Regions from separate parts of the Homo sapiens genome. Here regions 1 and 3 are each linked to region 2. Evidence: chromatin loops called from intact Hi-C (ENCODE). Cell type or tissue: OCI-LY7. All regions are shown on one strand. Each heading gives the region's core, and the rest is flanking DNA. Links, peaks and the distances in the headings are about the cores only.

Evidence for each region. Hi-C counts contacts between places; a loop is a spot of excess contacts. Peaks named below come from ENCODE experiments on the same cell type or tissue, not always from the same donor. Only the 100,000 strongest peaks of a DNase experiment are listed, where the experiment ranks them.
Region 1: a loop joins it to region 2, with 2.4 times the contacts of the local background. A loop is called at or near these places in 1 of 110 quality-filtered maps.
Region 3: a loop joins it to region 2, with 3 times the contacts of the local background. A loop is called at or near these places in 1 of 110 quality-filtered maps.

The regions. Positions count from the first base shown.
Region 1 is chr4:110,895,376-110,905,850 of GRCh38, reverse strand. No RefSeq gene overlaps it. Among named protein-coding and RNA genes, the nearest start is that of MIR297, 40 kb to the right of the region's middle. In OCI-LY7, for the core only: no CTCF peak of the experiment used is centred there; a DNase peak (open chromatin) is centred at 5,920; H3K4me3 peaks cover 1,248 bases; H3K27ac peaks cover 724 bases.
Region 2 is chr4:110,700,468-110,710,942 of GRCh38, reverse strand. No RefSeq gene overlaps it. Among named protein-coding and RNA genes, the nearest start is that of PITX2, 83 kb to the right of the region's middle. In OCI-LY7, for the core only: no CTCF peak of the experiment used is centred there; DNase peaks (open chromatin) are centred at 5,372, 5,642 and 5,962; H3K4me3 peaks cover 2,432 bases; H3K27ac peaks cover 2,963 bases.
Region 3 is chr4:109,992,803-110,003,277 of GRCh38, reverse strand. It overlaps EGF (epidermal growth factor), which reads right to left. Exons shown (of 24, transcript NM_001963.6): 19 at 9,909-10,031; 20 at 8,398-8,545; 21 at 3,432-3,599. Among named protein-coding and RNA genes, the nearest start is that of EGF, 85 kb to the right of the region's middle. RefSeq lists an enhancer at 8,491-8,780. In OCI-LY7, for the core only: CTCF peaks have their summits at 4,118 and 4,330 (motif pointing left); DNase peaks (open chromatin) are centred at 4,277 and 6,587.

The sequences.
Region 1 (10,475 bases), core at 3,319-8,318, 190 kb before region 2:
TTGCATAAACTACTTAACTATTCTGAGACTCAGTTTTATCATCATTATACCATGTTGCTAGGTGGAGAGTAACTGAGATAATGTATGTAAAGCACCTAGCAGTTAATAGACATTCAGTTAATCATTATTTTTATTGTTATTATATAAACTTATAGAATATATATCTCCTGAAAGAATGCATTAAATCTTCTTAATCCTGTGAATAACTGTTTTAGGTCATAGAATAGCAAGCACCACACCATAGAAATGACATAATGAAAACCAATTTGAGATTACAAGAGAAAGATGAGTCAAAGTGCCTGGTCTTCCAACAGACTGCTGCTTGTACAGTAATGTTAACAGCTTCACTATCTTGTATATATTACCTGTTTTATCTAGTTACATTTTAGGTTATTTTCAAACAGTTTTCTAAATGTAATACAAGTTGTAACTCTAAGAACTGAGAGCTGCACTCCATTTATGTCTTAAAGAGACCAAATAATTCCACATATCTTGCCCCTATATATCATTATTTACTAAACACAGTATTTTTTCTCTTTTAAAAAAATATGAAGATAACCTAAACTTTTTAGCAGATGTTATTAAATGACACACTAGGATACTTTACATTGAGTTCAAATCATTTTATAATTTGTTATTAAAACAAGGAGACATTGTGCAAAGGAAGAATGTTAGCAAATAGATTCCCCTTTAGACAAAGCTGAAAAACATCTTTTTAGTTGCAGTGAGCAGCACCACAGAATCTGCTATAATCATATACAGATGATGGGAATTTGTCTAATGTTTTATGGTGAATCATTGATGAGGCCAGCAGAACGAAAATTTGTAGAAATAAAATCACCTTGACAGTAGAGTACCAGGGTCAAAAAGCAAAGTAAAGTCAATGTTCTTAGCTTTAATAAAAACAGTATGATCTGTCATCAACACAGCATTTTTACACTCTTGGACAATGCACTCTACAATCTCCTGCTGGGTTTCATTTGATTGTTCCTAAAACCAACAAAGGACAACTTATAGCTGATGATTCATTGTGACAGGAGAAAGCCATAAAGATACGCATGTTTAGACCATTGTAAATAAACAGTCTCCAGTGTGATCTTTCAATACAAAAGACGTTACCCAGGCTGTAAGTGAGCAACTACTGGGTTTTTCTAAATGATGAATCTTCATCTAAAGATTAAGAAAAAGCGATTATTTTGCAAGTCATCGCCACACATCTCAGGCTAACCTCCAACTGGATTGAATGTAGTCTTTAGGTAAGAAATAAAAATGCAAGCTTCCTGATGAAATGGAATAGTGCCATGTAATCTCTATAACGATACCACCAGATAGCAAAGCCAAACAAACAGAATAATTAATAATTTAACACAAAGATTAAAAGAGACTGTCACTAGGGTTCTACCCTAGGAAATGGTGCAAACTCTGTAACAAAGGCTCACATTCTTCATCTCTAGACAGTTTTCTTTCCTAGTCGAAGGGATAAGATGCAAAATCAGAAAGAATAGATTTCTAAAAATAGTTTTTAAGTGAACATTACTCTTGTTATAATTTTTTTGAAAGTTCCAATTGAGCCAAATTAATAAAAACTGGTATCCATATTATTTAATGATAACTGTAACCTAATCATATCAATTTTGTGTCATCATATTTATCCTCTTATTTTAAAAGTTATGTACTAAAGTTCTAAATATTTTGCCTGATTTATTTCATCATATGTACAGTTTTTAAAATGATACTTAACCAAAATCCAGGATGTTATGTAATTTAAAATGAATGACCACAAAATTTATTTATTTGAGAAATAATATTAATAAAACATCCCATCTGTAATAACTGTGTTTTTCGGTATGCATGCAAAACTAAAACAAAATACATTACCATCCATTTCAAAAACTAAATCATTTCAGTTTCATTCTGAAGTTTACATTTTTAAACCTGCAGTCTTGAGTAAAATAATGAAAATGAAAAACTTGATTTAAGAAAAAGTTAATAGTTTGGAACGGTTTTGTTTTTGTACCCATATCTAAATTATTTCCATGACTCTTTCATTCCATTATTTCTCATTAGCAATGAAAAGTAGAAGCATTATTTCTGCAACTATGTTTGTTTTAGAAATATTTGACAATAATGTGCTAAAACAAAACCTTATCCTAATGTCAATGGCATTAATAAAAGACCAATGGCTTTTAAAAATGAGATGCTGGACTACACTTCCCTATAATACGAATAATGCTTTTACCCCCTGAGAAAGTGACTTTTTCCTGGTCGAGTTTCCAGAGCATCAGTTTGAGTAATGTAGCACAAATCCCCTCCCCCTCATTTGTAAAAAGATCTTAATATTCTACTTTATCTTCATTCTACCTTTGAGATTATTAAAAGATATAATTATATTGTCTTAAGATTTTTTTTCTTTTAAGGTTTCACTTTTCAGAAAGAAGGAATGATGAAATAATAAAATAGACAATTTCAAAAGCAAACTGATGTTACTTCATCTGGTTAATGTGAAAGGATTTTTTCCCCTAGCACATCAGAAAGTAATTTACTTAAAGGAGAGATAGTTATGATAAAACTCAATTTAAACAATGTGGTTTAAGATTTGATAAGATTTAGAAGACCTTGTTATTTAGATTAAACTCTGAATTTCCAGTTAAGTTAACCTTTCATATTATCACAATATCTTACAAGAGCTGTAGGACAATGTTGTTTTAGGGCAGTCACTACAATTTTTTGAAACACTAGTTTTTAAATGTTAAAATGCCTAAATGTTAAAAACAAAAACCAGAAGCTGCTGAGTACTGTGACTTTTCTGTTTTTGACACCTCTTTCGTATTTCAAATCATCTCTCACAGTCTCTCAGATTCTTGGTCTCTTCACCTGGCACTCCTACTGCTTCCATCATTATTTGGTGGACTATGCCTGAAATCTTTAGATTACCACACAAAAGCCTCACTGTTGACCTTCCCGCTTATAATTCCTTCCTCTTCCAGGCTAACCACATCCCAACCAGATCGAGTCTTCCTAAAATACCACTTCCCTCATGCCCCATACTCACTTTAGGAGCCATTAATTGACTTTTCATTTATGCTCAGAAAAAATGCAAGTCTGTGCTTGCATATCCCGACATCATGTAGGCATGCAAGTAATGCCATTTGGCTACATGCCTGTCTCTATCAGTCTAATGCTCCTACTTCTCACCACTCTGGCCAACTTCTCACATAGTTTAATAGGAGACAGATTTATTCCTTCCCTGTGTCTTTGGCCATGCTCTTTCTCCTGTTGAAATATTTCCCACTCCTTTCTTCCTAACTCATTCTTTAAGGTCCACCTTTTTCTGAAAGCTCCAGCCAACATAATTACACGAATCCCTATGAATGCCTTCCACAATTAAAAACAATAATAATTATAGGCCCTATCACCATTTATTAAAATCTCTTTATGCAAAAGACACTACACTAAGCATTTATACATTAAATTATATTTATATATTATGTAATTCTCATTAAAATTCTATGACGTATGAGTAATTTGACATTCAAGAGTTTAACTAACTTTCCCCTTGTCATTGGATCAGAGGCAACAGAGCTGGGATTTGCAACCACAAGTGTCAGACTCTAAAACCATCTTTCTTTAAAAATACAAATATTGTGTTCAGCTATTTCTTTTATATGTAACACAAAGCTATAAGTTCCCTGAGGGTAAAGATTTTTAAGATCTTCAGCAAAAACCCTACTGATTGCTAAAAACTATGGGTAGTGTTATTCAAATATTTTAAACAACGTATTTGAATCTCCTTTGTTGCTTCATCCTTTTTTTATATTATCTACTTATATCTATTGTTAGCAGTTAACTGGACTACAATCAAATACATAAAGGAGCCAAAATTCTAAATAAAATTAATTACTATGACTTTGGCCTAGAAGAGTATAAAATAAGAAGAGAACAAGTAAACATTAAAGAGTTGGAACACAAAAAAATATAACCCACTTCTTTGTAGTTATTAGAATTATACTGAGCAAACAGAAAAGTGAATGGATTTATATAGGTTTATGAAAAAGGTTTCACTAAAGAGGAAAGTTTGAGCAGGGCATAGATATGTGCATTTAAGTATTATGGAGGTTTTTAAAAAGTTTATGTTTAGTTAAATACAGCATCATATTTAAATGTGTTGCCAGATCAATGTATTGCAACATTAAGGTGTATTGCCAGATCAATAGGGATACAGATAATGACATACATGACCATTCAGGTCATATTTAATCATCATGTGTGTGGTGTGCACCAGGCCCAGTGCTTGGTGCCAGGGGAACAATGAGGACAGAGACAGCCCCAGAATGTACTTTCATACAATCAACTATTCAGGCTCCACAATCAACTGAAGCCCACCTTCTGTACGCTTTCTTTAGTAACACCAGTTGGAAGTGATTTCTTCTCTCTCTGAAGTCTTCTAAAGTTGTCTTAAATCTTACATCATTTAGCACTGGGTTTAAAAGCACAGGCTTTGGAACAAGATTACCAGGTTTGATTCAGGTTGTTGCACTTTCTAGCTCTGCGACTTTGGGCAGTTTACCTAATCTCTCTGCAACCCAGAAACACAATAATATTACCTACTTCATATGGTTTTGTGAGGATTAAATAATTTCATACATACGAAATATTCAGAACATTCCAGGCACTTGGTAAGAGCTTCATAACTATTAGCTCTTATCAATAGTACCACTTCCCACCACCACCACCATCATCACCATTTGGCAACCGTCTTATATATGTTTGGACGTTAGTTATTTTTACATGTGTTTAGGAAAATACGTGGTCATTTTTCCCTCTTCATTCAGAAACTGACACTGTATCTTTTGCAATTATATTGTTCATTTATAGCCATTGTATACAGACACTTTATCCTATAATTAAATGCAGGAAAAATTATGCCTCTCTTTTTCTCCTGTTGCTTAGAAGACAGTAGAAGGATCTCTTTTTATCTACCAGGAAAACTCTGATTTAATTCTCAAGAGACTATTTCTTTCCTATCAAAATCATAGTATGGTGCCCATTAACTCTGCAGGCAGTTTTGCCAATAAACTCTAAAAGATCATACTGAAAGATGGACTCAATTTTGAGAAACAGGCAAAAAGGCAAAGAGCTTGATAAATACAATGCTACCAGTAAAAACTCAAAGAATATTCTCTACAAACATTAAGGCAAGATGTGAGAGAAAGGATCTTAGATAAATCATTTCAAATATAGAGTGAATTGCTTTGCTTTCAATCCCCTTGAAAGGAAAAACGATTATGCTTTTTAGCTGTCAGAACAAAACTCTAGGGTAATTCATAAGGCATTATATTAACACATATAAAACAAAATGAAAAACAGCTTCACAGTATGACCTTACACTTGAACAAAATCTGGAGCAAGTGTATTGTAGGCCAGATTAATACCCAGTTTACCAGGCAAATAAATTCCACAGTGAGTCACCCTCCAGCTTCTTTATTCTGACTATGAGGGAATCAAAGGTCTAGTTTTAAATAGAACATAGATATTTTAAAACAAAATAGAAGCAACTACTCAAAACAGAGTAACAACTTTCTCTTTATTAAGTTTAGTGGGGTTTTTTTTAAGGCTTTAGAAAGTACATAAGAAAGATTCACAAACTACAGAAGAGGTTGAAATTGCACTTAATAGGAAGGATATAAAATAGCATAGTGCCGTTTATGTTACCTGTGTGTATTTTAAGTACAGTATATTGAACAATATCATACACAAAACGGAAGTGTATTTACTGCAGAGGAGACAGTCGGCTGAGTCTCCTCAAAAGCAGATATTTCAAAGTTTACTTTCACATGGGTTTTCACTTTTTGACCTGCTCTTGACCTGGGTAATTCTTGCAGACCAGTGAGTTTAACAAGGCCTGGGATCTATTAAAAGAATGGTAGCCTGCCTTTTACTGAGTAGCACACTGATGGTTTAAAGTAAATGTTATGGTTTGTCACAGGAACCAATTTGGTTACCGTTTGTTCTTCCTGCCTCTGCCTGCCGATATTTTTGCAAGTGTTTTCCATTCTTTAAATTCTATAAAGAAATCTGCATGCTGTTATTTTAAACTTCAGCATCTCTTTTTTTAGCAATTCATATTTTAAAAGTGGGCAGTGCACTCAGAGTTTCCTTTGTGTCCTCCTTGGTAGAACTTGAACTCATGGTGCTTTAGCATGAAGCATGGTTATCTTTTGAGCACTACAGAGTTATTGTCCTCTCAGATTTGATGACTAGATTTTGAAATACTGTTAATACAGGCATTGGCCTGTGTTTGAAAGAAAAAGCAGTAAGAGATAGGCATTCATTACAAAGTAAAAAAAAAATAACGTTTCAATGTTTCCATTTATATATCATATCGTTAATGGACTACATGGGGGTAGGAGGGTGCTTCGTAAGTTTTTTGCTAGATCGCCCTTACAGGCTAATTAAACATAAAACTAATGTTTTACTACTTTTTTTCTGATATTAATGAACTTAGGTTCAATTTGAGAAATAGAATTAATAAAATACCAAGCTTGGAGTAAAAAGGAAATATAAGCAAACAATTAGATTGTTCATATTTGCCAAAGAACATAAGCTGGTTTTGACATGAATGTAGAGGGAGATTAAACCAAGCATTGGAGTGAGTGTTTCTTCCACTGTATAGCATTGGAGACAAAAATTCTATGTATTGTGCAAATCCTCTGACTTATGTCTCTTTGACACTTTTTCATTTTCCTCAAAGCAAAGAAACACCAGCCCTATATACCAGTGCTTCCAAGTATTATTACCAGTAAGAATTACTAATACTTCTAAACATTAACAATGCGTCTGAGAAGTATAAATCTCCAAGTTTATCATTACAAAATAGTCTCAGTGTTGTGATGACTACGTTAAGAAAAAAAAAAGGTGAGAGGAAGGGAAGAAGAGAATTGAGTACTGGTCATATGTTACACTATTAATATCCATTAAACATCAAAATTACCAACACATACATACATACATTTAATAATCACCATTTATTTTGTTCAAAGTAAAATATCTTATTCAAATAGTATTGAGGTTGCAAAAGTGTTTGCACCTCTACTAGATATCTAAATAATACCTAGTACTTAGTGATTGTAAGTGCTTTATATGTATTATTTCACTTACTCCTCATATCACCACTTTATGGATTTTATAATTTTTAATTTCAGAAGACTACCCTAAGGGTCAGAGAAATTAAATTTAAAAACTTAAGCAAGCTCACAGGGCTAGGTAAGTGGTCAACCAGGATTCCAGCTGCTGTCTGTGTGACTACGAGGCCTGATGCACTTTCCCCCACACTCTACCATCTATGAAAGCAGCAATGAATGATACAGAAGAGTGAAACAGAAAGTACAGTTTAGAAATGCAAACAAAAACTAAAGCAGACACACCTTTTTCACACTTTGTGTAAATTATGCTGATCAGAGGTAATGGAAAAGATGTTTTTACTAAGAACATTTCTTACTGTTTTATAGAGTACAAATTTAAAATCCAAAGGGTATAATTTAATTAGCACTAATTAACTAGAAATGTGAACTGTTTTCTTTGTAGGATAAAGAAAAGCATGATATTTGGGGAAGATGTCTACAATGGGCTAGGTTCCAGGCTACCTTTTCTGATCGTGCGAAAAGGAATGACAGGGTTCCTGCATGGAAAATAATGTCACATAAAAATAAATGTAAAATGATGTGAGGGGTGATTTAAGGGAGATTCGAAGAAAAAAAAAACAAAGTAAGAAACATTCAACTTTCCTTAAAAAGTCAGGGAAGTCTATAAGGAGGAAGAGAGGCATCAAGGGGCGGTCGTGATGGATGAGTGAGTCTGGCAAGAGACAAAAAGAGATCAAGGGGCTGGCGGAGGAATTAGCACATGTAAAGAAAGGGAAGCAGGATATAGCAAGATACACCAGACTCTAGTGTGAGTCTCAAAAATCTTTGCACATCAGAAACACCGGGGAAGTTTTTAAAAATTCTGATGCCCAAGTTTTAACCAGATAAAATAATTAGAATCTCTGAGGGTGGGAAAGCAGAAGAGAGAAATCTGTAGAGATGCTGAGGTACCTTTGGAGACAAGAGTAGAGCTAAAGTTTGACTTGAAGAAGTGAACCAGGTGTCTCAAACATAGAAAGGAAACAAAATATTAACATGGCCAGATACTATAATTAGAAAAATTCATGAAGCATTTCATATTTTTAAATGTAGATATACAGCATATGTAATATTTGTATGTTTATTTTGCAATTAAAAAAGAAAAAACTAAATTGCCTTTTTTATTAGCTGCCACTCACAAATGTGATTCAGTATCACCTTTTTCTCCCTTACTTTATTAAATTTTCACCATGCCAATTTCTCCCTGTAGGAGCAAATGCAATTTGTATAAAAACCATTAAAACAATTATGTCTCAAGACATCCTCCCAAAGAATTTCCTGGACAATTGTACGGTTGTATCCAAAAATCCATCAATGACCATGGAAAGCAGACTGACTTTACTTTTGTAACAATGTCATGAGTATATGCTAACTAGATCCAAAGTATCTACATAAGTCTAAACTCAGGGCCAGGTTTACCTGAATTAAGTTATGATAAACTATATCTGCTAGAAAGAAACAATTGAAATGATTCTAAGCATTTTATCTTATGCATTACAAGACATTGTAATCAGAGAACTAAGAAATGCAAAAAAAAAAAGTTCAGAAAGAAGACTGAATGCTAATAATTCTATGCTTCTAGCAGCCCTGAAATGACAAGATAAATAGTTCTTTTTTTTTTTTTTTTTTTGAGACAGGGTCTTGCTCTGTTGTTCAGGCTGGAGTGCAGTGGTGCAGTCGTGGCTCACTGCAGCCTTGACCTCCTGAGCTCAAGTAAGCCTTCCACCTCAGCCTCCCAAGTAGCTAGAATTACAGACGTGTACCACCAGGCCCAGCTAATTTTTTTTTTTCTAGTAGAGGAAAGGTCTCGCTATGTCTCCCAAGCTGGTCTCAAACTCCTGAGCTCATGCTATCTTCCTACCTCAGCCTCCCAAAGTGCTGGGATTAAGGTGTGAGCCACTGTGCCCAGCTGACGAGATAAATAATTCTTTTCTTTTCTTTTTTTTGATACGGTGTCTGGCTCTGTCACCCAGGCTGGAGTGCAGTGGTGCAATCTCGGCTCACTGCAAGCTCCACCTCCCAGGTTCTCCTGCCTCAGCCTCCCGAGTAGCTGGGACTGCAGGCGCCCGCCACCGCACCCGGCTAATTTTTTTTTTTTTTTTGTATTTTTAGTAGAGATGGGGTTTCACCCTGTTAGCCAGGATGGTCTAGATCTCCTGACCTCATGATCCGCCCGCCTTGGCCTCCCAAAGTGCTGGGATTACAGGTGTGAGCCACTGCGCCCGGCTGATAAATAATTCTTTAATAAATTCTGAGTAGAAAGATAAAACATCTATAGTAAATAGGGGTGCCAATGATGAATTATTCATTCTCTGCAGATATTGTCAGAGTGATAAAGTTAAAATATATAAGAAAAAGCAGCACATGGAGCATATTTATTTTTCAACCTGAAAAAAAATTGTGCCTACTATTTAAAGACCAAGCAGAATAAAAAGTACAAAATGAAATTCTGCTATTCTCTATGCACCGCCAAATTGGATTTTGCAAAATTATTATTTTAAAAAGGGGAGGAGGTGGGGGAAAACAACTGTTACGGTCTGAATGTTGATATCCCCCCAAAATGCATATGTTGAAATCTTAACCCCAAATTTGATGGCATTTGGAGGTACAGCCTTCAAGAGGTGAGTAGGCCATGAGCATGGAGCCCCAGTGAATGTGATTGGTGCCTTTATAAGAATAAACATGAGAGATTATTTATCTCTCTCAGGCATGTGACAATGCAATGAGAAGTTGGCAGTCTGCAGCTCAGAAGAGGGTCCTCACCAGAACCTGACCATGCTGGCACCTTGATTCCCAGCCTCTAGAACTTCAAGCTGGGCAACTACCATCTCCAGAAGTGTAAGAATCAAATTTCTGTTGTGTATAAGCCATGCAGTCTATGATACTTCATGATAGTAGCCAGAACTGACTATAATACAGGGTCATATACATATTTTATGCTTCAAAGTAATCATCTGTAAAATAAAAAGTTTGAAAGCAAGGATCACTAAGATCTGTTTAAAGGAGAAAAATTCTGAATCTATATAGAACAAAAACATCTTATCAAAGTGTTTCAGAGAAAGCTGTGCTTCAGCACGAATGCTATGGAAAAACTTACATAACCAAATGACCCGAATTCAAATAGATCAGAGTACGAACTTTTCAATGTCCCCATATGGCATCATGTCATATCTTTAATCAAACAGAAACAAAATCACAAATTCTACCTGGTACCCATTAGAATCACTAGAAGAGGCCAACATGCCCATAAACCCTTGTTTTTACTCTCTCCTCCCCAAACCACACATGTGTATA
Region 2 (10,475 bases), core at 3,310-8,309:
TTTCTCAGATTCTACAGCATCATACAACCCATCCTTAAACCCTTGTAATTTCTCCTAGTTTGATAAATTCCCTTAGGTAGACTAAACAGAAAACCTAATTTACATCTAGTATGTGAAAATTAAGTTAAATTTAAACTTCTTATAAAGTCAACCATCCATTGTTAATGTCAACGGGAAAGTGTAATAACAGATAATTCAAATGTCCTATATATATCATTACTATATAAATTTTGTGAAATAAGCATAAATTATCTTTCACTTAGACAATATTAAAATAAGTTTTTATTACCTAAGTGTACACCCAATGAATGGTGCAGAAACAGACCAGAAGAATCTTGGGGTGACTGAAAGATCATGATATCTCAGATTAAGCACCATATTTATTTTTCACTATGTGCAGAAAAGCCAAATCTTCCTTTGTGGGGACCAGCCCAGAGTAATTCTGACTCATCAAAAATGGCTAGGCAGTCACAGGATGGATAGCTTATCATCCTTATAAAATAAATAACTAAAAGACAATCACAACCATAAAATCCAAGCAAAGTTTTATTACCTAAATTCAATTTGCTGTAGTTTAATTAAGTTGCATCAGCCAGCACTGTATTTAAGGTCTGCAGGCTTTAACAACTTTAGAGACTAGTCCAGTGACCAAAGAAACTCTCATTACAAAATGGCATTTAACTGGGGGCCCTCGCGAGGCACTCAAGAATATATTGTCCCAGAAGTGACTCACTAAGACAGACATGAAATGAAATCTAAAGAAATGGTCTCTCAAAGGCATGATGCAACAGGAACAAGAATAAAACCTGGCAGACATAGGTACATAAGATTGATTGTAGATAATCTCCATTTACCACTTTGATGGAATCTTAATTATACTTTATTTACTAAAGAGGGGATAGATTGAGTATAAAACATAGAGATGTATCTAGATGACATTTTTAAAGTATTTGTTTTAGAACAACACAGAAAGTGGGCATCTACCTGCCAATTAATTAAATCAGTAAAAGAAATTTTATTAAACAAAATGAATGACTTTTCTTAAATGTGAACTTTTACATGGATGATAATTTTTAACTGATCTTGCAAAAATGTTTGTAGCATTTAAGGGAAAAAATATTTTTATAAAGCTTTCAGCCTTACCAAGAAAATTGTTGCATGCACATTTACATTTCCTGTCTATAGCAACAACTTCAGTTATTTGGGCCAGGTGGTTTTGTGTGTGGAGAATTATACCAATTATCTAACTTTTTCTCTGCTTTTGAGCATTTCATTTATATAGTTCACACTCCAAAGCAGTCATGGAATGATACAGAAAATAGAATTCATATTAATATTTTTGGACTCCTAAACTATACATGCCACTACCCAAACTCTAAAAATGGTCCCAGATTACTTTAGAAATAAGGAAAAAACTTTTATCAGTCCCTGTTATATTTCCATTGTAAGATTCTGTATTAGGTAATTCTGGCATTGCTATAACGTACCTGAGACAGGGTAATTTATAAGAAAAGAGGTTTAATTGGCTCACTGTTCTGCAGGCTGTACAGGAAACATGGTACTGGCATCTGCTTCTGGGAAGGCCCCAGGAAGCTTGCAATCATGGCAGAAGGTGAAGGGAGAGCAGACGTCTCTCATGGTGAGAGTGGAGCAAGGGTAACAGGGAGGTGCCACACACTTTTACACAACCAGATCTTGTGAGAACTCACTCACCACAGCAAGGACAACACCAAGCCATGAGGGATCCTCCTCCATGACCCAAACACCTCCCACCAGACCCCACCTCCAATGCTTCAACACGAGATTTGGGCAGGGACAAATATTCAAACTGTATCAGGTACCTAATGTTTACAACTATGCTTAAAGTATTTAAAATAATTTATCTAATTCTTGGCTTCCATTTTTATAATTTTATAAGTGCATACAAAGTTCGCATTTTAAATATATCCAATGATACTATTTTTCAGTGCAAAATTTACATACTTCGGTAATTTTGCATAGCTTATATGTTTCATGACTGTCCCTTATTGGTGTTGGAAGCTAGAAGAAATGAAGCGATAATTTTATTTTCAAAAAGTGATAACTTTTAGCAAGGCTTGTCTTATCCTTAGGTATTAAGACTCTAGAATCTATGTTCTGATATGCCAAAAATATTCTTGAAATCGTTTTTTCCATAAGGAACTAAAATAGGAAACTCTTTAATGTATAGGACGAATATCTAATGCATGCATGCGCGGTTTAAAACCTAGATGATAGGTTGATAGGTGCAGCAAACCACATGGCACATGTATACCTATGTAACAAACTTGCATGTTCGGCACATGTATCCCAGAACTTAAAGTAAAATTAAAAGAAAAATAAAGAAACTCCTTAATACCAGTAATGTGGATATGACATCACTGGGGATAGAAAACAAGAGAGGATGGAAAAGCGTAGGAAGAAACAGAAAAAGGCTGGGATGAGAAAGAAAAGTGGATCTCAAAACAAATTGTCCTGCTTCACATTTCTTTACAGGTCTGGGCCTGTCCTTAAACAAGTGTTCAGATAATAATGCTGAGCAATGCAAGTTCTTATTTTGCCATCTCCACTCTACATTCTGAAGTCATTTAATTCTTCCTTATTTTTACAACACACCATTCTTCATTTTCCCATCCCATAACCCTCTGCCACTTGAGTCTCAGATCTGCCTATGAACAAAAATATAGACCATACGACACTTGAAAAAGGTTTCTCCCAAGCCTTAACCTGCCTTCAACCCATGACATTTACTGGCCTTTAGAAAGTGGTGGTATCATGTGATCATAACTGACAGTAAATAATCTGAGAACCACACCAAAGATCTGAATCATGGGAATTGTGCACTTTTGGTTTTAGACTTCAATCAAAAGCCATCAACAATTTTCAATTAAAAAATTGCATCTAAGGTTGTCAACATATGTGCCAAGTTTTAATTGAGGGTAATTGGGAATGGTTAGGCTATAAAACGATTGAATAGCTACTTGGTAAATGGAAACACTGACAGATTTTTAGCTCATAAAACTCTCCCTCAGATCAAGACAGCTGAGTTGAAGAAATAATCACCAGAAGGCCCAAGCAGGTAGACTGTGGTACCTTCTTCTTCAGTGCTTCCCCCATCACACAAAGATGCTGCACAAGAAAGGTTGTTCTGAAGCATTTGCAGGCTGAAGTCAGCCAGATGCAGGCTGGAAGGGAAGGAACAGGAACCTGTACAAAGAAGGCTGGGCACCCAGGGTCCTAGAGAGTAGTAAGAGAGGGTAGAGGGAAAGAAAAAGCCACTGTCTCCAGCTCAGATGACCTGGGTTTCAGGTATGGTTGACTACTAGTTATCTATGGATCCTTGGACAAAATGTTAGTTGGATTGTACTACTGAACCCCCAAACTATTCATTTCCCCCTTGGAAGCTGTATGCTCCCAGCCTAATGAGGTGATTTTTTTTTTAATGTGCCTCACCCGTGTACTGAGGTTATAACAAAACTCCGTGTATAAAAATTTTTTCCTAGCCTACACACACTCATTTATAAAACTCTGGTTCAGATAACTGGATGTCTAGCCTTTCAATTACTTTGGGAGAAGTTTTCATGAATAAAGACTATAAAACTTACATTGCAAAATTTCACTTCACAGATGAAATCTATCACAACAAATCTATCCTCTTGAAAAGCTTCCAGCAAAGGTCACTAATAGACCATTAGCCTTTTCTAAATTGTGGAGTGATTAGAATCGTATTTTTAAAATAATCCAAACGTGATTGTTGAGAAACACCTTTGTTTCTTCTTAGCCCTTAGCACTAATTTTCCCACGTAATTTGTTATTTTAGAAACCTAAGAGACTGTATTTAAACAGTTGTATGACAATTTTTAAAAATTGCTTAATTAAGTGAGTAGGATATTTTTTCCTTGGGAAAAACCCTCAGTCCATATCTAGATCTTGTTTTAAACCTTGGTATTTTAAGGATTCTTTCAAGGCGTTTGAAGTATTCTTAATAGTTATTCGATTACTGTAAAACCCAATTTCTATTCTTCTAATCTCTATAATCAAATCTTTACTTTCATGATTTGCTATTAAGCCTGTATTTTAGGATTATAAAACTAGATATTCATCTTCTGTGACTTGTTACTATCAAGTTGAAGGTGGCAAGGATTTCACACATACAGAGTGGGTATGCTTATTGGGCACACAGTCAGAAATAAAATGTGTGCCAATGTCTTATCCTGTTTTCTGTTACTATAGCACAGTATCACAGACTGGCTAAGTTATGACAAAAAGACATTTAATTCTTACAATTCTTACAATTCTGGAAGTCCAAAGTCAAGAAGCTGCACCTGGTGAGGGCCTTCTTACTGCATCATAACATGACAGAAGGCATCACAGGACAAAAAGGCAAGAGCACACCAGCTCAGGTCTCTCTTTCTCTTCTTATAAAGCCACCAGTGACATGATGGAGGCCCTATCCTCATGCCCTTATCTAATTCTAATTATCTCCCAAAGGCCCTACCTCCAAATACCATCAACATATATATTTGGGGATTAAGTATTCAACACCTAAAATTTGGAAGACACATTCAAACCGAAGCACAAGGTTTCTATATTATTACTGGGAAAACACTTATGAAGAGATAAACACATGGCAGATAACCTATTCAATACATAGGGAAAATGTACACCCTTAAGCATGCAGATGCATTGAGCAATAAAATGTATGGTACATACTATCTAAGAATTATGGGTCGATCTAATTCTATCCAACATCAGTAGGATCTATCTTGAATACTATTATGAGAGTAGGAGACACAGCACAAAGGGAAGCTTAAACAATAAAATACAGATTCAGAGGATAAAAATAATAATAACAGTTGCACAATATGATTACACTTAATGCATTGAACTGTACATGTAAAATGGTTGGGATGGTAAATTTTATGTTATATACGTTTGACCATAATAAAATAAAAATTAATAATAGTAGTAATAATAATAATGACAAATATATATGTGCTTCATGTGCCAGGTGCTTTATGTGCATTATCGTTTAGTCTTCAAAGTAGCTCTTTGAGGAAGTATTAATATTACCCTCTTCTAAAGGATTTGGAAATCTAAGGACCACAAAAATAAAGCAACTTTTCCAAGAGTTAATAAAGTAACTTCTTCAATAGATTCTTACAGAACTAGTAAATTATAAAGGTCTATGTATTAGTCTGTTTTCATATTACTATAAAGATACTACCTAAGACTGAGTAATTTATAAAGAGAAGCGGTTTGATTGACTCACAGTTCCACATGGCTGGAGAGACCTCAGGAAACTTACAATCATGCCCAAAGAAGAAGAGGAAGCAAGGTACGTCTTATACGGTGGCAGGAGACAGCAAGTGAGCACAGGGGAAAGTGCCACTTTTAAAACCATCAGATCTGGTGAGAACTCCCTCACTATGAGGAGAACAGTGTTGGGGAAACCGCCTCCATGATCCAATCACCTCCCACCATGTCCCTCCCTCAACACCTGGGGATTACAATTCAGATTATAATTCGAAATGAGATTTAGGTGAGGACATAGGCAAACCGTATCAGTCTGACTGAACCCAGATGTTCTGATTTTAGAGTCTGTGGTTGTTTAACCGTGTATAATGACTTCCACAGGTGTTCGTGAAAGTACTTATAAGGAAAAGAAGCCATGCTGAAAAGTAAAACTATCTCAAAGTTGTAGCCAAAAAGACAGTTGAGAACACCAATAATGTGGTGGGGAGAGAAAATGGTCAGTATATGATTGTTTATTTATTCATCTAGGCAATAAGTAATTAGATGTCTACTAGGTGCACTGAGGACAATACGTGAATAAGACAGACAAGGCTTTTGCATTCATGGAGCTTACATTCTAGTAGAGTAGCGAGAACAAAAGAAAGTGAACAAATTAATAAAGTATTTTTGACTTGCAGGAAGTGCTATGAGGAAGTGAAACACTGGTGGCAAGAAAGTGAGTGTCAGAGGTGGGGGCTGCATTAGCCCAGGGCAGAGTTTCCCAATCTTGGCACTGCTGACTTTTTGGGCTGGATAATTCTCTGTTGTGGGGGTTGCTGTGTGCATTGTAGGATGTTTAGCAGCATCCCCAACCCATTTACCCATTAGACCCAGTAGCAAAACCTCTCCTTCCCAGGTGCGACAAACAAAACTGTCTCCAGATATTTCCCAATGTCCTTTGAGGGACAAAATTACCACCAGTTGGGAACTACTGGCTTCAAGGGTTATGGGAGTCTTCTCTGAAGAGGTGACATCTGATCTGAGGCAAAGTGATATGAAAGGGCCAGCCATGAAGGATTTGGGGGTAGAAGCTAGGGGATGGATAAGGGCAAACACCCTAACATGGCAAAAGGCTTTGTGTATTGGCTGGGGTGGCTGAAGCCTCCTGAGCTGTGGTGAGAGTGGTAGGAGGGAGTATCAAAGAGGTAGACAACTTCAGATCATGAGAGTCCTCTAGACAATTGAGTCATTTTAAGCATTTTAGTTTATCAGGAAAAAATGGTGGCAAGGGTAATTTTTTTAACTCTAGGTCATTAAAGTCTTTCTTTTATCTTTGAAATTTTTAAAACAGGTTAGAATTTAACACAACTAACACCTCTCTGGGAGAAAACTATTGATGTCTTTATATTCTGTAGAATTAGTCATTCCTTCATTCGCTAAGCAAATATTTATTGAGTGCCCAGTACGCCCCAGACACTGTTTTAGGCATTTGGAGCAAGACTGAAAAAAAGAAAGATCCTACCCTCTTGGAGCTTATGTCGAATTAGAAGAGATAGATAAATATAAAACATAATGAAAATTATTTGTATAATATGGTAGAAGACAACTGCTATGCACCAAAAATTATAAAGCAGGATGAAAAGGACAGAAATTATGGTGGAGATACATAATACAATATGTGACAATAAGTCTAGAAGAAGAAAAATATAATCAATACACCATGTTCTTAGGCAGTTAAACATTTCTAGAACTTTCCATTTATTCTTTTATTTTCATTCTATTTAGTCCACAATCAAATACTTTGTCTTATTTTCTCATAAATGGATCTTGTGAACTGACTGGAAGATACCTGAGAAAGTAAACAAGACCCAATTGTGTGCAGGTGGTGAAGCTTAGGGCACCCCAGAAGGAGTGTCAAGTTGTCTGAAAATCAACAATGAATAGGTGACTCCCTTTAAGTCATTATTTTGGTGGGAACCCAAATGTATGACTGTATGACCATTGGTGTCAATTCATGTCAGGATTAATGAGAAGCATCCAAAAATCTACCAACAAATCACTCATAAGAGTAATCTGTAAATATATGTATTTCATCTCAGGCCAAGCATAATTTTCTCTAATGTTTTATTGCTTTTAAGTAAATTGAGTTAACACTTTTAAAACTTCGCAATTGTGGGTGTAATCATAATAAATAAATACTTCACCTGGGCTCAGTGGCTCATACCTGGAATCTCAGCACTCTGAAGGGCCAAGGCGGGTGGATCACTTGAGGCCAGGAGTTCAAGACCAGCCTGGCCAACATGGCGAAACCCCATCTCTACTAAAAATACAAATTATCTGGGTGTAGTGGCACATGCCCATTGTCTCAGCTATTCAGGAGGCTGAGGCAGGAGACTTGCTTGAACCCGGGAGGCAGAGGTTGCAGTGAGCCAAGATCGTACCACTGTACTCCAGCCTGGGCGACAGAGCAAGACTCCATCTCAAAAATAAATAAATAAATTTAAAAATAAATACTTTGTACAACTGACTTTTATTCAATGACATTTCAAATAAGATAATTGAAACAAATTAAAATTCTTCTGTCAAGACAATATATACAGCTATTATGTACTCAAAATTTTTTTAATAATAAAATAAAAACAAATCTTTTTTTTTTTTTTTTTTTTTGAGACAGAGTCTCACTCTGTCGCCCGGGCTGGAGTGCAGTAGTGTGATCTCGGCTCACTGCAACCTCTCCCTCCCAGGTTCAAGCAATTCTCCTGTCTCAGCCTCCCGGGTATCTGGAACTACAGGCACATGCCACCACACCTGGCTAATTTTTGTATTTTTGGTAGAGATAGGGTTTCACCTTATTGGTCAGGCTGTTCTCGAACTCCTGACCTCAGGTGATCCACCCGCCTCGGCCTCCCAAAATGCTGGGATTACAGGCATGAGCCACCTCGCCCAGTCACAAATAGATTTTTTTTAAAGACTAAGATACATGTATTAGTGTCCTATGGTCACTGTAAGAAATTTCTACAGACATGGTGGCTTAACACAGTGGAAATTTATTATCTCACAGTTCTGGAAGCCAGAAGTCTGAATCTGCTTCACTGGGCCAAAATCAGCGTGTCAGCAGGGCCGTACATTCTCTGGAGCCTCCAGTGGAGAATCTGCTCCTTGCCTGTCTTCCTGCTCCAGGTGGCTGCCGGCATTCCTGTGGAGTACTGCATCATTCCAGTACCTACCTTATCTTCATATCCACCTTCCGCTCTGTGTGTCTAATTTCCCTCTGCTCTTCTCACGAAGGTATTTGTGATCGCATTCAGGGCTCATCCAGATAATCTAGGATAATCTCTCCATCTCAAAATCCTTAAGTAATCAATCACACCTGCAAAAACCCTTTTCCAAAAAGGTAACATTTACAGGTTCCAGGGACTGGGACATAAATGTCTTTTGGAAAGCCATTTTTCAGCCTACCACAAGGAACAATGTTTTCTTACATAATGGGAAATGGGGAACTAAATTCAAGCATTTGGGAAAAATCCCTGTTCTCATATAAGCATTTCAGTTCATCAGCAAACAGACAGCGAAGTGTTGATCTGAATTCCAAGTATTTCCTATCCTATTAAAATGAATTGGAAGTGTTAAGTAAAAGTAAATGACAGTATATCACATCCTTCCTGATTTTCACCCTAATTAACATGAAAAGAAGCCACTCTAGGTTTCAGATCTTTTTAATTTAAAGAAAAACATTACTACAACAAAATTATTTTATTACCAAAAGGATGTGCTTTTCATTTTAGTGGTCGTAGAATTGGATATCAATTCCAAACTGTCAATACAAACTCAAACTAAAAACTAGACTTAGGAATCTCCATTTTTTTATATTAGTATTTTATGTTTGTTGAGAAAGCTGGCTCCTAGGCCACACTCACATACTAAAAATCATATGACATGGAGTTCTGCTCCTCTTAGGATTGAAAACATCACAAGAGAACATCACTCCTACCCTTACAGCAAGGAAAAAGGCAGATAATCTACAAAAATATCACTCTTCTTAAGCCCATCAGAGCTAAAATCACAGAGTTACAAAATAAATCAGGCAAACTAAAACTAAATTCCAAAGAGCAATAAACCCTTCTGAAAATAAATGGGATAATGAACTGTTCCATCTTTGGAAGAGTAAGGAAGAATCTGCCAACGTAAAAGTGGATAAGAAGAAAACTGCAACACTTTTTTACAAAAGCCAAGTGTGTGCTAGGACAATTCAGACTGCTTGGCAGATCAAACCCGTGGGGAATCCACATGCATTCTTCAGTTGTTTTCCATGATTCTCTACTCGTTGCTCACAAGAAAGACTGGAACATGACAAGAGATCTGAGGCAGCCCTCTCTTCCCCCTTGGTGAACCATAGGGTTGAAACTGTATCTGCATTTCTGATCCTGCTCTCAAATAAAGCAAAAGCCTTTGCCTCTGAGAGAGAAGCAGAAAAGTCTCCTACCCAGGCAAAGATCCACTGCTTCTGGGAGATGGTAGACACAAAAGCTGTCTGAGTGAGAGGCTGTTAGGAGAGTATAGAAAACTGTACACCTCCACTCCCAGGCAAAGCCATCAGCTACTGAGAGAGAACTAGTAGCAAAATCCATTGGCCCATTGGGGTAGGCAGACAACAGGAAATCTATTCAACTGTACTAATAGAAGGCAGAGACCTTCTACTACTGAGGAAGAACAAAGACTGTCTCTCCTATTCAAGACCTTTGACAGATGCAAGGTAAGATATGGCTACTATGTCAGGGAAAGGCAGGAGTGGTGATAAAGCCCTCATCACAGAGGACCAAGAATATAGGGCCTAACTAAGACTGAGGCTGAGACCAGGGAACAAAGAAAATCTCCACTTTCCCTACCATAAGCTTTGTACCTAGCAATATGCAACTGAGAGAGGGGCAAGAGCATAAAGAACCCCCGTTTATGCATAGATATTTAGGGTCTGCTGAAAGCTGAGAGTGAAGCAAGAACACAGAAAAACCTTCCTGCACTTTAGGTCCCAAAGTAAGCACAAGGTAGCAGCCACCCAGAGCTAGAAGAATCTGCAGCCTGTAGTGCACAAAGGTAATGTTAGCAACAAAAAGCCCAGCTCAGCTACTAACCAGATTGGCTCAACTTCCCTACATTAACAGCCTGAAAAAAGAGGAGACCATTTCTAGGAGTTAATTCTACTTACTTCAGACTCTACTGGTCTA
Region 3 (10,475 bases), core at 2,213-7,212, 710 kb after region 2:
AGAGAGAGGAAATTATTTCAATCATTATGGAAAGCGGTACGGTGATGCTTCAAAGAGTTAACTGCAGAACTACCATTTGACCCAGCAATTCCATTACTGGGTATATACCCAGAGGAATATAAATCATTCTACCATAAAGACACATGGATGTCAATGATCACAGCAGCACTGTTCGCAATGGCAAAGACACGGAATCAACCTAAATGCCCATCAATGACAGACTGGATAAAGAAAATATGGCACATACACACCATGGAATACTATGCAACCATAAAAAGGAATGAGATCATGTCTTTTGTAGGAACATGGATGGAGCTGGAGGCTATTATTCTTAGCAAACTAACACAGGAACAGAAAACCAAATATCACATATTCTAACTTCTAAGTGGGAGCTAAATGATGGGAACTCAGGAACACAAAGAAAGGAACAACAGACACTGGGGGCTACCTGAGGGTGGAGGGTGGGAGGAGGAACAGGAGCAGAAAACATAACCGTTGGGTACTGGGCTTAATACCTGGGTGATGAAATAATCTGTACAACAAACCCCAGTGACACAAGTTTACCTGTGTAACAAACCTTTACATATACCCCTGAACCTAAAATAAAAGTTAAAAAAAAACCCACAAAAAAACAAAGTTATACTTTGTGATGAAATACTTCCTGTTGATTTTCTTACAAGGGAGTCCTTCCAAGAAATCACATGTTTTAAACTAATAAGATTAGAATACTTGAAAAATTTATTTAGTTTCACAAACATTAGTCTTTTTTGTTTTGTTTTGTTTTTGAGACAGAATCTCGCTTTGTCACCCAGGCTGGAGAGCAGTGGTGCAATCACGGCTTACTGTAATCACTGCCTCCCTGGCTCAAGCGATCCTCCCACCTTAGCCTCCCAAGTAGGTGGTACTATAGCTGTGTGCCACCATGCCTGGGTAATTTTTTGTAATTTTAGTAGAGGCAGGGTTTTGCCATGGTGCCCAGGTTGGTTTGAACTCCTGGGCTCAAGCAATCTGCCTGTCTTGGCCTCCCAAAATGCTGGGATTATAGACACGAGCCACCACACCCAGCACACAAACAATTAATCCTTTGAGAGACACAGAAGACAAACGGTATCAAACAAGCTAGACAAGACAGGCAAGGAATGGTATAAGGGAGGAAATAACTGATTTTAACCCTTTAAAGAAAAACAGTTAGCATGTCTAACTTAAAAACTCAATGTTAGAGCTGTATTTGTTGGTACAGTTGAGTATGACATGGCAACATTTAGACTAGCAGTTTTAATTTGATCTTGTCAGAATTGATCTATAGTGCAAACGTAGTTATGCACATAGCTGAAACTTTGCGGAGAGGTAAGCAGGTACACTGATCAGAATTGTTAGGTAAATAACCATAGATTCACTCAGGAAGAATTGTACAACTCTGGATGCATTTCAGTGAAGAGAAAAAGAAAGGGTTCTGATGAGCTTTCTTTTTGAAGGAATAGTCCTTTCACTTCTGATTTTTGGAGTATGAGAGTCTGAGGTTGAAGATACTCTTATATGTATGTAAAGTCTATAGTCATCTTTCAGCTGAGCTGGTCTTTGAATTCCAAGTTTAAAAAGCCAGCAATTTGCCGTTAGCTTTCAATCCAGATCTCTGAAAAATGCCAACAGAACATAAGACATACTATATCATAACACAACAAATAGGAAAAAACACTTAATAATTATGGCACGCATGAACTTAAGTTTCTAGTTTCCATTTTTTTTTCCTGCCCTTTGGCAATGATCCAATGGGATGAACCATTGATCATTCAATATTCTTTCTACACATATCCAAGATATTGATTACACACCAGGCTAAAAATTACAATGTTATTGATGGACTACTGAATTAAAATGTCAAGTTTGTGCCTAAGAATCTTGTCTCTCAAGAGGTGGTAGAAAAGGGCTTAGAGCATATGACTCTTTTGGGGGAAGGTTACAGTTCATAAAAAATCAAAATAACAGATAGCATTTATTAATTCCTATATGCCAGACTTACACTAAAGCCTTTACTTAGGTTAACCCAATTAATCTCACAATAACCCTTGAGATAAGTACTATTCTTGTTCCTACTTTATAGTAAAGGAAATTAATGAATACAGAGGTTAGGACACATGTCTGGTGTTATTTAGACACTAACTTGGATTTGAACCTGTATAATCTGATTCCAGAGCCTGTGCTCTTAACCACTACACTAGGCTATAGCAGGATCTCTGATAAGTACATCTTGGCTGATATGTTGAATTTTCCAGAACACAAGACAGTTGCCACTTGAGTGGTTGTGTAGTACCCATAAATGTGGTTAAATTTTTATCTACAGATGGTGGCAGATATTTTGTACATCTCAGAGAATTGGGACCTATTAGTCAAGTGGGTCTTAGGTCCTCCAGCCATGAAATGATAAGATTGAACTAGATAATTCCATAAAGTCCCCTTCAGCCCTAAAGTTTTATGACTCACTGATTTTGTACAACACAAACTATAACCGTACATAAAATGCTTTTCAATATTGATGATAATAGAGGAAGCTGTCCTACTTTCTAAGAAAACAGAAAATGAGCAGTGTGATGCCTGTGCCTGCACCCTAATGTAGTGTTAGTTTTAAAGAATTAAATGTATAAATGTTATTGTCTACAGTTTTTAATTGTTAACTTGAAATTATTAAAAGCACAAAATCTGAGGACCAGAAATTTCCTTCCAAATTAGGGAAGATATTGATTTTCTTTTATGACAGTTAATATTTTGTGGAAAATCAACTCAATGGAAGGCAGCAATGAAAAATTATAGTTATGCAGGCTATGGGGGGAGCATATAATATTAAACAAAGAGAGTGGAACGCAAAACCATATTGTGATTGATAAATAACACATATACTATGAAGGTGTATGGACAATGACTGGAATGGAACAAGGAAAACGTAAAAGCACTGATGTTTCAGAGCAATGAAATCCTGAGCTAACAGTAAAAATTGTACTGTTATTTCACCTTTTTTTTTTTTTTTTTTTTGACACGGAGTCTCGCTCTATCGCCCATGCTGGAGTGGAGTGGCATGATCTTGGCTCACTGCAACCCCTGCCTCCCAAGTTCAAGTAATTCTCATGCCTCAGCCTCCCGAGTAGCTGAGATTACTGGTGTGCATCACTACGCCTGTTACTTTTTGCCTTTTTAGTGGAGACGGGGTTTCACCATGTTGGCCAGGCTGGTCTCGAACTTCTGACCTCAAGTGATCTGCCTGCCTCGGCCTCCCAAAGTGCTGGGATTGCAGGCATGGGTCACTGCACCCAGCCTATTTCACGTTTTAAATGTAGTATGTAGAGGTACTATTTCATACATCTCATCTCAAGGAGACAGGCATTCCCCTGGGAGGTCTTAGAAAGAGGTTTCCAGTACCAAAGGAAAGACAGGGTCACCTGTAGTAGTGGGCCCCCCACAGGCTCAGGAGGAGCAGCATGACAAGCACCACCACGCAGACAGCCACCACGATGACCTTCTGCTGCTGCCCGTGGCCAGCGTGGCGCAGTTCCCACCACTTCAGGTCTCGGTACTGACATCGCTCCCCGATGTAGCCAACAACACAGCTGTGACAACACACAAACAGAGGTCATCAGAGATGCCTGGCCAAAAACGCTGATAGTTTTGACACTCAGTATTCAGCTGTCTCTCAACCTCTGCATTTCCAGACTCAGCTCTTTAGAAACATATAGAAAATCCATCAGGGGTCAGTTGAAAGCGCTATGATTTACAAGTTAATGCAGCATGGACTTCTCCCTTTCGTCTGTTTGCTCTGGGATTTATGGGGGATTATTTGCATACTGCCTCTATAAGGCATTACAGGACATTGATTAAAGATCAGTTTCTGTTAGGCTAAAATCCTGAGGAGCCACCTTTTAAAACCAACACAAAGCAACTCTGCCCTAAGAGCCAAGGGAGTTTTGGAAACAAATGTTTGGCCAGATTGCAATGAGTATAGGTGAAAGGAAAGGAGAATTTGAAGGCAGAGTTCCTCACTTGAAACCAGGCTATAAAAGAAGAATGTGTACAGTTTCTAAACAGAACACATAACCTAGTCTGCAGAGAAAACTTTTTTCCTTTAAAAAAAAAAATCACTACTAGTGCAAGGGAAGACCCAGTACAACATACATACAGGCATTTGCCTATTTTCTTCAATGAGAGAAAAAGCTATATGGAGGAAAAAGGGACGTTCACCTACAAACACCCTGCTGTCCCATTAGTGAAACTGTCACTAGAGTGAACTGCTGAACTTTTTTGAAGTAAATGAAGCAATGCTGCCATCTACTGGGAATGTGCATTTCTAGAAACAATTAAGATCTCAGGTAAACATCTGTATTCTATTATCCTTTGCAAAAGCATCAACTTTGAAAAACATCCTATTAAACACTCTGTAATGCCCACTTATTAAAAATTCCTCCCTTTGGTCCCTGGATCAACTATTTATTCATCCATGTCCCCACTTTATTCCAAAAGGACTTAACGGAATAAAAATACAGAGAACTGACACCAGTGCCCATAGTGAGAAGAGGCAGCATGGAAAAAACACTGGACAAAGCTCCAGAAGATCTGGGCTCTAGGCCTGTCTCTACCTTTAGCTGGTCAGAGGGACTGGGCAACTCACTCACAGAGGAAGGAGGGAAATGGATTAGTACTTGTTAACCATCTTGTGTGTTTGACATCCTGCTAGGCACTTTTACTTATTTTATTTTTGGTGGCATATTCCTGTATTATGGATAAGGAAACTGAGGCTCAAGGAGTTTGTACAACGTCACACAGCTATGAGTGACAGGTTTGACTCCAATGGTTCTCTGATTTCAAAGCCTATGTTCTTTCCACTATACCATGCTGCTTCCAAAAAGAGTTTTATGCTCTATTCACCTCTGAAAAGCTATCTTCTGGAACTAACCATGCAAGAGATATCAGGATCTGAGTGCAAAAGCATAAAGGACCATCATTCTTGCAGGCTTTCTTGGATGCTGTTTTAATTCTAGCTATCTTTGGTTACAGCCATTTACTATCAATGCCTAGCAGCACCACTTTTAAACTGTTGGATGTTAATGGGCCACACCTCTGATCCTTTCAGAAAGTCTGGGGTCTTGAGGAATATGTCAGTCCCTTAGCCAAGAGTCCTGGAGATCCAAGTCAGCTGCAATAGTAGAGCCTCACTGAGTCTTATAAGGCCCAGAATAGTCATTCAGCATTTTCCAGGGTGGGAGGAGGACACAGGATACTAGTTCTTTGGTTATGAATTAGTTCTTCTGTTAAACCAAACAAAAGATTCTGTGGCCAAATAAGTTTGCCTTTCCATAGCCAAATAATTTTGAGACATTCTAGACTCAATACAGATAAACAAGGCTTATTTTATTTTATTTTATTTTTTTATGGACAGGGTCTCACTCTGTCTCCCAGGCTGGAGTGCAGTGGTGCCATCACAACTCATTGCAATCTCAGCTTCCTGGGCTCAAGCGATTCTCCCACCTCAGCCTCCCAAGTAGCTGGAAATACAGATGTGTACCACCATACCTGGCTAACTTTGGGAGGCCCAGGCGGGCGGATCACGAGGTCAGGAGATGGAGACCATCCTGGCTAACACGGTGAAACCCCATCTCTACTAAAAATATAAAAAATGGTGGCAGGTGCCTGTAGTCCCAGCTAGTCTGGAGGCTGAGGCAGGAGAATGGCGTGAATCCGGGAGGCGGAGCTTGCAGTGAGCTGAGATTGCGCCACTGCACTCCAGCCTGGGCGACAGAGCGAGACTCCATCACAAAAAAAAAGAAAAAAAAAATTTGGTAGAGATGGAGTCTCACCATGTTACCCGGGCTGGTAAACAAGACTTTTTAATGTGTTGTGGTATATACTATGAATCAAGAATTGAGGGCTAGACAGAAGATTAGAAATTATGGTTTGGGAGTTACGCAGCTGGAGGCTACAAGATTCTGAACCTCCCTATACTGCTCCTAAGATCAATGCTTGAGATATTCTGTAGACCCTGCACTTGATGGATCAGCTGACACCACCCGGATCAATTAACTGGCTCATCTGAAGTTATGGCCCCCACCCAGGAACTGACTCAGCGCAAGAAGACAGCTTCAACTCTCTGTGATTTCATCCCTGACCCATCAGCACTCCTGGCTCACTGGCTTCCCCTAACCCACCAAGCTGTCCTTAAAAACTCTGCTCCCCGAATGCTCAGGGAAACCAATTTGAGTAATAATAAGACGATGGTCTCCTGAAAAAAAAAAATTGAGGGTAGAGTATGATGCATCTCTCAACGTGATTTGACCATACAGCCTGTTTTTAAAAAGCATTTCACAGGACTGATGTTGGGGGGTCTTGGTCTAAAGAAGACCTGTTCAGAAGGGTGTTTGGCTGAAAGACAGAATGAACGAGGACCTCCTCTGAGCCCAGAAGGTTTGGAGCCTCCTGAGCATCTCCAAACCAGGAAATCTTCGAGGAATACCTTGGGCATGGAGACTCCCAACTCTCACTTCCTCTGCATCACCCCGGGGGCACCCTGTGGTTTCTTGTGGCTGAGGGGAACTTCCAGTTCCTCTAAGAAAGGAAGAAAGAGCTGGCTCTTCCAAAACCTGCTTACAGCATGAAGAGCACTCTGTACAGAATGACACCTGCCTAGGAAGTGTTTCTAATAAAAGTTGGATGGGTAAAGCACTTCCTAGAGACTTGTTATTAAGGAATTAATAAAAGATAAGGTGAGGTCATCAGGGCAGGAGGAGGCAAGGGTTGAATAGTTAATTAAACCACATTTTTATTAAATATACAATTTAAAAACAAGGTTATGATCCAGATTACTGTGAACTCTGGTAATATTTTAAATATTGCTTTAGGTTCAAGGTCCTTCAATTTGAGTCTTATCTCCAGTTTGTCATTTGTAGCAACTCATGTTTAAAACATTATCAGAGAAATATGATATTTTCATCAGGATTTAATGACAGAAAGAAAAGCAGTGTGTTAAAGAGTTCATCAATCATTTAATAAATGGATGTTATCAGATCCAAATGAAAACATTGTTCTAAATGCAGTATGTAACCCTGTAGTACCCTTTATATTATTATAATGATTTTTATAGTCTAAAGTATCATGGAGGAAAACAACCATGACCTAATACATTCGGACATTTATTTTTGTAATTTCATTATTTGGGATGATCAGAAACAATGAACAGGCAAAACCAATTAGATTCTTAACATTAAAACTAGCAATAACTATTGCAAATACCCAATTTATCATAGGTTAGGAAATTATAGCATGTAAATATGAATATGAAAACAGAATTCTATAAGGACTGAGTCATTTTTACTAGTATTCATGAGCAATTTTTCACTATTTTTGTCATGCGGACATGATTTCTAGTGCAAGGCCATACACTTTGTCACAGAATATAGCTTACTCTTCCACAAATTTAGTTATTCTGTTCATTATTACTGATGAAATAAGAGAAGACTTTAAGGTTATAGTAGCTATTTGTGAGGATCAGACTATTTCATCACCCCTCCCTCAGGCACAGAGAAAATTATCAATGGATCAGGAGCCTGACCCTGGGAGACGTATTAGTTTTTTGGTATCTATCAGTTTCCTCCTATTGCCTTGAAAATATGAAATGAATTAAAAGTAAAATTTGAGGCAGAACTGGCTATTGTGGGTTTGGGTTTTGTTAAAGGGTCCACAGGAAAGGTTTTCGGAGTGAGCACAGTGGGAATGTCTCATAGTTTTAGGGCTTCCTCAAATCTCCTTTCCAGGTTGACACGTTACCCACTGTGAAACCCTTATGGGGGCAAAAAGGGAGCAAAAAGCAGCAGCTGCAGTATCAGCAATTGTTACTGAACAACAAAATGTAAAAGTCAACTGTTAGGAAGTGAAGAAAAAATATACATATGATTAGTTTTGAAGAAAAATATTTTTGGACTCTGGCAAGAAGTCCAGTGTGAATATGTACCAAACTTTTGTAAATCCAGAAACAGATCACGGATGCTCACACATAATATAAAGCACATTTGATGGAAAAAAAAAGTTTTAAGGAATTATCTCACAAACCTAAGTTTTTCAACCAGGATGAGACATTTAATCCCTAGACTATACTAGTAGTAACATCAAATTATTTCAGTAAAAGGGGAAATCACCAACTCCTTAGATTTATACTTATCACCGGTAACTAGAAGGGGGCATCGTGATACACAAGGAGCATGCAATGAAGTGCACACACGTGGTTCATATGTGTATGTTTATATTTTTCCAAAAGAACACCTAATTGCAGAAAAACATCCTGAGTGTAAATTTTACAAATTAGCTACAAGTTATGGACTGAATAGCATCTCTCTGTGCCATCAGCAAGACAGTTTAACTTACTTGCATGCATACTTGTCCAATGCTTCAATATACATGCACACACCATCATGGAGGCAGTACCCATCGTGGGACAGGGGACATTCAGAGTCACTATTTCTTACGGAATAGTGGTGGTCATCTTCCCTGAGGTGAGGGGGTGGAGTAGAGTCTAAAAGAACCCAAGACATTACTTTTACTTTCTGAATGGATTAGTGTCTTTCAAGTATCAATATGAGGAACTAGTTTCTGTGAATAGTTTGTGACATAAATCTTTTAGTGACAGAAGAACTACTAGAAGGGACAATAGTTTCACTTTCCTAGCTAGACCTTAGTCATTCACTATGAAACCAGCCGTTCTTCCTTTGGGCTCAGTATTATCTGATACATAAAGCATATTGGAGGCAGGTAAAAGAACACCCAGTCCTAAGTCGCCATGTGAATTCAGAGTCACTGATCTCATAAAAACAAACCTGTCACACACAAACATACACTAACCATGTGAAGTGACAGTTAGCTTCAAGGTCTCACTGAACAACTGGTAACTCTATGGTTTAAAACCTACCCATCAATGTGCAGTCCGTTACCTCCAATATCCTGGAGTCTCGAAAATTTTTTCTCACAGTGCTTTCTTCTAAAAACTAACCTTCAGAGGAGCCCTCAAGGACAAGACTGTAGCAACTCTGGCAGGAAGAAAATGTTCCCGTAACAGAGGGCATGCCAAAATATAATAGTAAAGTCTCTTTTATTGAATGGTTCACTGCTCCTTAAAAGGTAAACATGTGCAGCTGACTACATAAATATAAGCAGTTTTTCAGTACCTTTAAGAAGAGCAAATTATTTGAGAAAAATAATATGCTAAAAAAAAAAAAACAGAGACCAAGTAAGCACAGAATTTTTCTTCTTAGGATGTTTTCTGCTTATAGGGCTGACAGGCAAAAAGTGGGCAGTGATGGGAAAGACCCCCATCCTGGTCTCCAGGGTCTAGGTGAAGCCAGCTCCCCTTCTGGGGTGCTGATGGTGAGATGTTACTGCTGTTATGGGAAGAAGATTCAGGAAGCAGGAGTCAACCATTATGAATATTGAGAAAAGAAAGAGAAGAGAGCTGGAGTTCTAATTCAGAACAAGAAATACTGCCTTTTTAAAGTAATATTTTAAAATCCTTGAAAGTGATTTAAAATGCTGAGTCCAGACATTCTCACCGACCTGCCTAGCCCTGCAAAACTTATCCAGCAGCCCCACAAATTGACATTACAAATAGTGAGATTAGTTGCACAGTTGAAGAGAGATACCCATGTTCCCATCTTTATTGGATTGTGAGTAATAAAAAAGGATTTATTCCAGATGCTATTAAATTAAGAAAACTTGGACCATTTCAAATTCTCAAGCCCAGCATCGTCCTAATCAGGAAAGCCAGCTCTGCAGCCTGCCTGAACTGAATGATTTTTAGAATCTCTAATGCAAATAGAGATTAGGGTATAGAATATCCCCGAGCCAAGTCCCTCCCCTTCACTGTAGACCACCCACCAACCTACCAGGGCAAATCAGTCCTGGTTCAGACAGGCGTCCAGCACACATGCAGGTATAGCCTCCCTCTGTATTTGTGCAGCTGGCATTCTCTCCACAGCTGTGCTCCCCCAGTTGGCACTCATCAATATCTGTCAGAAAAGACAGAGTACGGGAGAGAAAAGTGGGGTACAGAAAAAGAGGGTTTTATAGTTGGACAGCCTTTGGAAGAGGAGCTTCATCAGCTTCTGTCATGCTATATGTTCTCAGAGACCTATATATTTTTTTAATATATATTTTTTATTATACTTAAAGTTCTAGGGTTCACATGCACAAGGTGCAGGTTTGTTACATATGTATACATGTGCCATGTTGGTGTGCTGCACCCATTAACTCGTCATTTATTTTAGGTGTATCTCCTAATGCTATCCCTCCCCCCTCCCCCCACCCCACAACAGGCCCCTGTGTGTGATGTTCCCCACCCTGTGTCCAAGTGTTCTCATTGTTCAATTCCCACCTATGAGTAAGAACATGCAGTGTTTGGTTTTTTGTCCTTGTGATAGTTTGCTGAGAATGATGGCTTCCAGCTTCATCCA